Regions from separate parts of the Mus musculus genome. Here region 1 is linked to region 2. The links are chromatin loops, found by intact Hi-C in ENCODE. Cell type or tissue: heart. All regions are shown on one strand.

Region 1 (5,000 bases), 49 kb after region 2:
GTATAATAAAGATAAGAGTTTGGGAGCAGTTTATTACTATGTCCATTTAGCAGAATTGTAGCACTAGGTTCTCCCCTGGAGCCCGTGACATCCAGAAATGAGTCTTGGGCCCAGTTAACAATATCAGGCATAGATTCCATCTTGTGGAACAAGCTTCAAACAAAACCATAAATTGGTCAGAAATTGGTTGATTGCTCCTACAACATCCATGATGCTATCGTGCCAGTGGGCATATTGTGCGAGGCTAAGCATTGTAGCTCACAGGCTTCATAACTGTATAAGATTGTTGATTCTGTTTCGTTCCCAGTAGTGTACATAAAACCTTAGCACTGAGAAAGCTAGCTATTAGGGATGAAACTTCCAAGTGATTCCACCTTGATTCTTTTGTCCTGTGACTCAAGTATGTGGTATCTTACCATCAAGTTCTGGAGGGTATCCAGGACAATGACAAGAGCCTGTAATGTTTTGGGAGAGGATCATGGGATCCCACTAACCTACAACTTAAAGGGAAGTGACCCATACAAGCAGTGGGATTTTTATGATAATCTATAATGTCTTGAGGAGATATATTGTTTCCCTGTTTTAGAGTAACTCCATTTTAAACTTTCTTATGTAGATATGTACATGTGTATGTATTTGAGTAAGTTTCTGCAGCAACAAACTTCCATATAATCCTTTTCAAGGCCATTAGTATTCATTATCCTGTCCTGCACTCCCTCCTCTTCCCCTTCCCATCCACATACCATTTAACCCTTCCCATTCCATTTTCCTTTCCTCTCCATACTACCTGCATTCTGACTTCTTTCCCTTGAAACAACTCCTCCCCATAGACCCTTCCTAGCTCCCTGATCTCTATGAGTATTCCAGCTTAAACATACCTAAGATTCAAGTCTGGTATCCACATATAAGAGAACCTGTGGATCTTGTCTTTTTGTGTCTGGGTTGCCTCTGAAAGATTATTTCCAGTTCCATCCATTTCCTGCAAATCTCACTATTTTTTTTACAGTTGAATAATATTCTATTTTATATTTGTGAACCACATTTTCATTATCCACTCATCTATGGCTGGACTTAGGTTGTTTCTGTTTCTTGGCTGTTGTGATTAGAGTAGCAAAGAACAGTGATGAGCAGGTATCTCTCTTGTAGGATGTAGAGTCATTTGGAATATTCCCAGGACTGTTATAGCTTGATCATATGGTAGATATATTTCTAGCTCTTTGAGGAACCTCCACGCTGTTTACACTCCTGCCAGCAATGAGGAAGTATTCTCTTTCCCACATTCACACAAACATTTGTTGGCTTACTTTCTCTCTTTCTTTCTTTCTTTCTTTCCTTCTTTCTTTCTATTCTAACTGGGGAAGATGAAACCTCAAAGTAGTTTAAATTTGCATTTCTCTGGTGGCCAAGAATAGTAAATATGTAATATTTATATAATTATACATTTATATTTATATAGTTATATAATTAACTATGCAATATCAGCCATTGTTTTTTATTTGTTTGTTTTTAACTCTGTATGTTATAGACACCCTCTATCATATGGATGGCTGATAAATATTTTTCCCACTCTCTAGACTCCCTCTTCACTGGGCTGATAATGTCCTTTGCACCCACAGAAACTTTATAGTTTGAGGTTTCAGTTCTTAAGAGAACATCCTGTCAGCTATGATGCACACCTATAATCCCAGCACAGGGAAGGCAGAGGAAGACAGGTCTTTGTAAGTTCAAGGTTAACTTGAGTCACAGGGAGATGATTCTATCTCTAAATTTAAAATACAAACCTTTGTTTATCTGTTTTTGAGACAGGGTCTCTCTACATAGCCCTGACTGTCCTGGCAGACCAACCTGGCCTCCCAAGGACTGAAGGTATGCACCACCACACCTAGCTAAAATCATTAAGAAAGAAAGAAAGAAAGAAAGAAAGAAAGAAAGAAAGAAAGAAAGAAAGAAAGAAAGAAAGGAAGGAAGGAAGGAAGGAAGGAAGGAAGGAAGGAAGGAAGAAAGAAAGAAAGAAAGAAAGAAAGAAAGAAAGAAAGAAAGAGAGAAAGAAAGAAAGAGAGGGAAAAGGGGGGAAAAGGGGAAAAAAGGGAAAAAAGAAAAAGGGAAAAAAAGGGAAAGGGAAAGGAAAAGAAAGACGGAGGGGGAGAGAGAGAGAGAGGAAATCTAATATCAACAGAAAACAGTGGCCTATGTAACTGAAGAGTGTAGTCTGTTGTAAAATTGGAGGGAAGAACCCAGATGCTTCTGAGTGCTGGTGCTGCCATGCTGCCAACAACAGGCAACTGTGGTAAAGTTATTTACAACCAGAGCCTAATTTCTTCATGTGTAAGGTGAGACGATTCCATGACAGGATTTCCACCTTCCCGCCTGACATCAGGAGGAGCTCCCAAGTGACAAAGCCTGCCTTTGCCCTTGAATAAGTCCTGTCCACTTCAAAATAATGATGTCTTTAGACTTGCTGTCTAGATGATATTGATGAGTTCTGGATTTGGTAATGATGTAATGAAATGGACTATGAGAGGAAAGGAGGAGCCCATTGTTGGCGGCACTTCCTGTACTGGAAATGTTGGGTCTCCATGTGTGGCATAAGAAAGCAGGGATTTTGCTTACTGTAGTGGAAACTGTATCACAGTTTTCTTTAAAACACAAACTTGTAAAAATATTAAGTGCAAATTAATAGGTGGAAGTAAATTGGAAGCCTGGACACTTTGTAACCCATGGAAACTTCTAGATGGTTCTAGCTAAACTCCCGTGTTTGTAACCCCTAAACCAGCTTTTGTGATTCCCTAGCCAGCCATTTGCCCCATCTCAGAAAAGCCCCATGAAGCCACACAGCGGATTTGGCCTTTCAGGCTGCCAACTATCTCCCACTTATAGCTCTCTAGCTGCTGGTTGCTGATCAAAGCCTCTGACAAAGACTACCATGTTGAAAAGAGGTGAGGTTGGAATCTTTCAAAACCAGAAATCGCCCCCTTCTCTCCTGAGAAGGCCGTTCTGTATAGTAATCAGCAGAAAAAGAGAGTGCGTGGTTTGGAGCAGTTTCCTGACGATTCTCCATTATGATGGTTCTTTAAGGTGAAGAGGAAGCGTGCTGGAGTTAGTTGCTCAGCTCTGTTTGCCTACTCCATGAATACAGAGCTCCTTAGCCAGGACTCTAAGCAACTATTCTGACAGGTTCTTCCTCAGGTATGAAGCCATGGACCTGCCTTTCAATGCATCTCACCCTCTTTACCTCTGATTTTCAATTTCATCCTATTTCCATGACTGTGCAGCCTGCCTGGGCTCCCAGCGATCTCCCAGGAGGGTTGGTTGCCCAAGGCTTTTGAGATGAGCCCCAGGGAGAGAATGTTTTTCTTTGTGTGCTAGAAGGAATCCTTCGATCTGGGAGTAATGGAGTTATAAGCATCGGAGAAACTCAGGCTGGCACCTGTACATCCATCCTGTAAGCATGTCAGCAAAGGTGAGGTGCAAGGCTGTGCCTGTCCAGTAAACACAGATCCATTTATTTCTGTGATTACATATCCAGATACTCTGTAGTCTGCCTATAAATACATGTTGATTTTCCTCCTCTCAGTGAAGGGTTGGTTAGTAGGGACTTGGCCTTCATTGGGTAAGAGCCATCTTTGTTATGAGTTATTGTAGGGAATACCACAGCATGACTGTGCATTCATCTTTATGTACCTTCTACCTGCTAGCAATGCCCACATTTCATCAGAGCACCAACCTAAGGATAGAGCTTTAATTTCTGCAAATACAGTTACCCAACTTTAAATTGTTTTTTATTTGTATTTGCATTATGCTGTGAGATATGCATAAGGATACCAGGTTGTAAAAGATCAAAGGCCTTTGGTTTGAACATGTTGGGGAGGGAGGAGTGAACCTGCAGCTGAGAAAAGATGCCGAGAGGAATAGGCAGGGGTTGGGGAGTGCGAAAGAAAGTGAGCAGCTTCAAGAATTATTAGCTGGCAGTGGTGGTTCATACTTGTAATTCTAGTACTGGAGTGCCAAGACAGAAGGATTGACACATATTCTGAGGCCAGTCTGAGCTACATAGTGAGAACTTGTCTCAAAAACAAAACAAAACAAAACAAAAACAAAAACAAAAAACAGACAGAAGTTGTACCTGGGATTCTCCAGTGTTCATGGAGACTACGTGAAAACTTTCCAGGAATCAAAAACCAAACAAGCGCAGCTGATGCGTTGTATTTTTGGATGTGATTTTCAGGTTGATGACTTGATGTACATCTTTGAAGTTCCAGCTCTAGATAGCAAGAAGAATGTCAGAATGAGAGCGCATCTTAGGCCTATAGAACAGATACACAAGCGTGTAAAGAAGCAGGAGGGAAGGGCACTGGGGACCAGCCCCTCTGATAGAGTGTAGTCCAGCCTTTGGGAGGAGGATGCAAGAGAATAAGGCTGTCCTAGGCTACAGAGGAGACTCTGGCTCAGATCAACCCTTTCACCCTCTAAAAACAAAAAGGTAAAAATAATAGAATATAATGAGGATATTGGGAGGAGGTGAGTGGTAGGGACCTGGCCAGACTATAGAACACAATGCCTAGAAGTAGATAGTGAAGGCACAACATGGTATTTTGCAATTCAGTGAATGGAAGAGTTTCTTTCTTATTTTGTTGGAATTCTGACTGAGATTCACCTCCAAGCTGTGTAGCTGAAGAAAACTTTGAACTTCTAATCCTCCTTTCACATCCCAAGTGCTAGGATTATAAGGGTGTACCATTAAAGTCTGGCCCTAGAATTCCTTAGTTCTCATTTTAGCCACTGGGTCTATCATCCCCACCCCTACAACCTTCCCCATCTCCAGTAAATGATCGGGATGAAGGGAAAAAAAAACCTTAAGCCTAATGCCATGACTCACAGCTGTAACCCCATCATGGGAAGCAGACACTGGAGGATTGCTGCAAGGTCACCAGCCTGGTTTACATAGTGAGAGCTAGATAGGGAGACCCTGTCTCAAAACAAATCTCAGAAGTGATAGGGTA
Region 2 (5,000 bases):
TATTTCCCACTTTCTCTTCTATGACATTTAATGTATCTGATTTATGTTAAGGTCATTGATCCACTTGGACTTGAGTTTTATGTAGGGTGATAAATATGGATCTATTTGCTTCCTTTTACATGCAGACATCCAGTTAGACCAGCACCACTTGTTGAATATGCATTCTTTTTTCCATTTTATGGTTTTGTCTTCTTTTTCAAAATCAAGTGTCCATAGGTGTGTGCGTTTATTTCTGGGTCTTCAATTCTTTTCCATTGATCAACTTTATCTGTTTCTGTACCAATACAAAGCAGTTGTTAATCACTATTGCTCTGTAGTACAGCTTGAAATCAGGAATGGTGATTCCTTTAGAGGTTTTGTTTTTTGTTTTTTGTTTATTGTTCAGGATTATTTTAGCTATCCTGAGTTTATTGTTTTTTCCATATGAAGTTGAGAATTACTCTTTCAAGTTCTGTTAAAAAATGTGTTGGAATTTTTATGGTGATTGCATTGAATCTGTAAATTGATTTTGGTAAGATGGCCATTTCATTATGTTAATTCTACTGATCCATGAGCATGGGAGATCTTTATATCTTCTGATATCTTCTTCAGGGAATTGAAGTTGTTGTCATACAGATCTTTTACTTTCTTGGCTAGAGTTACACCAAGATATTTTTATTGTTTGTGGCTATTTTGAAGGTTATTGTTTCCTTAATTTATTTCTCTGCCCATTTATCATTTGTATAAAGGAGGGCCGCTGATTTGTTTGAGTTAATTTTATATCTAGCTACTTTGCTGAAGCTGTTTATCAGCTGTAGGTGTTCTCTGATAGAATTTTTGGGGTCACTTATGTATACTATCATTTCATCCATGAGTAGTGAAACTTTGACCTTTTATTTTCCAAATTGCATTCCCTTGATCTCCTTTAGTTGTCTTATTGCTCTGGCTAGAACTACATTGAATAGATACAATTGAAGTGCGACATTGAATAGATAGGGAGAGAGTAGGTAGTCTTGTCTTTTAGTGGGACTGCTCCAAGTTTCTCTACATTTAATTTGATGTTGGCTATTGGTTTGCTGTAGATTTCTTTTATTATGTTTAGGTATGTGCCTTGAATCCCTGCTATCTCCAAGACTTTTAACTTGAAGGGGTCTTGCATTTTGTTAAAGGCTTTTTCCGCATCTAATGAATTTATCGTGCGATTTTTGTCAGTGGTGGTGCATGGCTTTAATCCTAGCACTCAAGAGGCAGAGGCAGTTGGATCTCTGTGAGTTCAAGGTCAGCCTGGTCTGCAGAGGGACTTTTTTTTTCTTGGTTTTTTGAGACAGGGTTTCTCTGTGTAGTCCTGGCTGTCCTGGAACTCACTTTGTAGACCAGACTGGCCTCGAACTCAGAAATCCGCCTGCCTCTGCCTCTCAAGTGCTGGGATCAAAGACATGAGCCACCATGCCCAGCTTACAGAGGGACATTTTTAAAAATATGAATGATATAGACCTTTGTGGGAGGTAACATCCCTGGTCATGAGCTGTATAAGAAAGAAGGCTGAGAAAGCTAGTGAATATTTTCCATGGTCTCTGCTTTAGTTCTGCCTGGAGCTCCTGCCTTGACTCCTCAGTGATGGACTGTGACACAGAGTGTAAGCTAAATAACCCATTTTTTCCCTTTCTCAAATCAATTTTGGTTGCATCATTTATCATAGTGCCCAAGGAGCTAACCAGGAGAAGGTTGCTCAATGTTTCCTGGAGCAGCCACTTCCCTGACTTGTGCCTAGATATTCATGAGATTATCTGGCTTGTTTTTATAACTTTTGGGTACTTCTTTTTCTCTCAGTGTCTTTTTGGTCTGACTTTGTACACCATTGGCCCAAATGCATAAATTTCCAAAAAGTTGTGGTTGGAGAGACGACGCTGCAGTTAAGAACACGTGCTGTTTTTCCAGAGGACCTGCTTCCATCGTCCAGCACCTGTATCGTAGTTCACAGCCATCTGTAACTCCAGTTGCAGGGCATCCAATGCCGTCTTCGGGCTTCTGTAGCCTCTAGGTATGCATGTGGTACACAGACATGCATGCAGGCAAAATTTCCATGCACAATTTTTTAATTTGATGGTGATCTTACATAAATATTTAAACTATAATAGATTTCTGATGTTAGAGGTGTCTTTATGAGGTTGGTAAAGAAAGGGCTGGGGATGTAGTTCAAGAGTAGAATTCTTGTTTACATTGCATTGTTGAAGACTTTGGTGTGATCCAGCATAGAGGAAAAAAATGCTGAGCAGATCTTCATATCTTGCAATGAGTGAAAAAGTCCTTTCCTAAGAACAGGGCACCCATCTGGAGTGTACATTCGGAATCTCCCTCTGTTGGGAAGCTGTGCCGTGGTGTGTATTTATTCCCACACTCTGCCAGAGTACAGATGCTGATGGTCTGAATGCTTCTGTTGTTTTGAAGGAGCCTTGCTTTTGACTCTATCTGTACAGCCAGGTGACATGGTCACCAGATAAATCTCTAGGTGAAGAGAGCTTGTCTCCTTAGTGGCTAAGGAAGTGTGTATCCTAGGACAGGAACAGGGGAACCTCTTGCCCTTCCTGTGTAGCTTCCTATAAAGAAGACAAAGAGACTGAGTATAAGGCAGGAAGTGGGGGCTGTGGGGTCAGACAGGGGCCAGGATTGGGGGAGGTATGGAAAAAAAAAGTTATTACATATCCTGCAAATTTTGAATGACCAAAATCCCTCACTGTGCTAAGCAGCAAGCTTCCTGCTTAGGAAGCCCCTTTGCAGGTGGCTGGAACTTTTTGCCAGATGCAAGGATTTTTTTAAAGCATCATTGAAATTAAATGTCAAATTGCAGTAATTGGGAGTAGATCAGTCTTTGATTAGTTCTGGCATCTCATGTTTCTGTTAGGCATACCGATCCTGAAAGTTCAGTACTTTGTTTTAACAAGAACTCCCGTGAGTTTGTAGAACATGTGTAAATTTGGGATTAGTAGCCCATGTAGGTCAACTGCATTGCTGAGACCAGGAAACAAAAACAAAAACATGGCAATGATAAAGAGCAAGTAAAATTTTCATTGTGTTGTAGAGGATCTTTCAGCCTTTATGTAGGGCCACTCCCTTTCTGAGTGACCACTATGCAGTCATGCACTGTTCGTGGCTGCACTTTAACCTGGAACCTATACACTGTATAATGCAGTGGAGAGGAGCCTTGCTCTTTGCTTCCTTTAATGTGAGGCCCGGGGCAGCCTTGGGTGCCCTGTACTGGCTGTCTGTGTTGGTGTTTCCGCAGCAGGCTTCCACTGTCCTGGAGTTTGGCAGTTAGGCTGCTCTGGGAGATGGACTGTTCCCTACCCTCCTGGTGGGTGCTGAGGTCACAAGTGTACCCACCACTCCTGGCTACCTCAGCTGGGTTCTGGGGGCTGAGCTCAGGTCCTCATGCTTTCACGACAAGTACTTTACCAACTGTGCCATCTCTTTAACCAGTTATTCCTAGATTTTCTTTAATTTTATGTATGCAGTGGCTTAAGAGAATCCTGATTGCATGGCTTTGAGGGCAAGGGTTGGTTCAGGTAGCTCAGCTGTTCAGTCTATAAGAATTCTCTGAATGTCCTGTTTCCAGTGTGGGTTGTTGGCTGCTCCTGGAGGCTGTCCTTTCCTAGCCCTGGAGTCATTCATCTGAGAGCCTGCATCCCCAGCAGCCCCTGCCTCCCCCAGGCCGTGTGTAGTGCATGCGGTCCGCACAGCAGCTTGGAGAAATATGATGATCCAGTTCCAAGCGGGGAGCTGATTGTTTAATTATCATTTTGCCCTGGGGAATTCCAAGATATAAATGATTGTATGAGTTTCTGAGAACATTCACAAATATGAATCTCAATTACTAATACTGAAGTACCAGCTGTTTGTTATTCTCTGGGAAATCATTCCGAGATGTTGGGAAGAAAAATATCTGAGACATCACCAATAGTCTTCCTAGATTAAAAATGGTCCAGAAAATTGCTTGACTGCAACAGTGTTACACAAAACTAATAGTATTTGGTGAAATTCTCAAAGTTAATTTTAGAGGCACACAGTGTATTTTCATCATATTTACCTGCATTTTCCTCATGATGCCTCCCATACCAGCCCCCACCCCTTTTCAACTTCAGGTCTTTTTTAAAGAACCCACCGAGTTTAGTTTGTGATGTTCATCTAATTCTAATGGGTATGGGACTCCCTACCAGAGTAAGGATGGCCTTCCAGAGAGCCACACTTTTAAAGAAGGCCCAGACTTTTCCTTCTCCTAGAGCTTTCAAGTATCAATGACTCCTCAGGATGGAGGGCCAGGGGCCACTTATGAGTCTGTCCCAGCCCCAGGCTAGAATGTTGCCTGCTGTGAATTCATGAACATGGCTGTTCTGTCACATCTAGAAGACACTTGCTTAGGCTCAGTACTCTCTGACTTTTAGGGTCTTTCTGTCTGTCCTTGAGCTGTAGTCCCTAGGGTTAAGAATTTTGCAGTTCTGCAGTGTTTTCTGATTAGTCTTTACAAAGCATACTTTTGTAGTTACAAGGTTGTAAGGCAAAGCTTCCTTCAGAAAAATGCAATCCAAGAAATTCCAGGGAGCTGTGACTTGGCACGCAGGCTGTAAGCCACATGCCAGCAGGCTGCATGAGGCTGGAACTCTGAAGCCATGGTGAGGGCGAAATGGAAGTTTTCCTACTAAGAATTGTAGAATAAATTGTATCCAGCTTCTGGAAACAGTAAGGGACAAGAAAGAGCCACAAGTCATTTATTTCCCTCTTTCCTCAGTTCTCCTTGAAACAGGCTGGTAGATCTGGCCTTATGTCTGGCACTACAGAGGTGTCAGGCATTAGTCACAGCTGCTTCACATGGGATCAGGTACAGGCCCTGCCTGTCCTGTGTCACCTGCTGGCTAGTGATCTTTGCAGAAGTAGCTGACCCTGTGTGTGGGTTTGGGGGTGGGTGATCTGTCCAGGCAGCTCAGGGCTAAGCTCCTCTTGGAAATTGTTCTAAACCTTCCGTCACA

What was found. Peaks named below come from ENCODE experiments on the same cell type or tissue, not always from the same donor. Only the 100,000 strongest peaks of a DNase experiment are listed, where the experiment ranks them.
Region 1: a loop joins it to region 2, with 2.1 times the contacts of the local background. A loop is called at or near these places in 5 of 42 quality-filtered maps.

What each region holds. Positions count from the first base shown.
Region 1 is chr13:63,025,103-63,030,102 of GRCm38, forward strand. The region is part of intron 2 of Aopep (aminopeptidase O); the gene reads left to right. Among named protein-coding and RNA genes, the nearest start is that of Aopep, 63 kb to the left of the region's middle. In heart, no CTCF peak of the experiment used is centred here; no DNase peak of the experiment used is centred here.
Region 2 is chr13:62,975,738-62,980,737 of GRCm38, forward strand. The region is part of intron 1 of Aopep (aminopeptidase O); the gene reads left to right. Among named protein-coding and RNA genes, the nearest start is that of Aopep, 13 kb to the left of the region's middle. In heart, no CTCF peak of the experiment used is centred here; a DNase peak (open chromatin) is centred at 2,604; H3K27ac peaks cover 1,395 bases.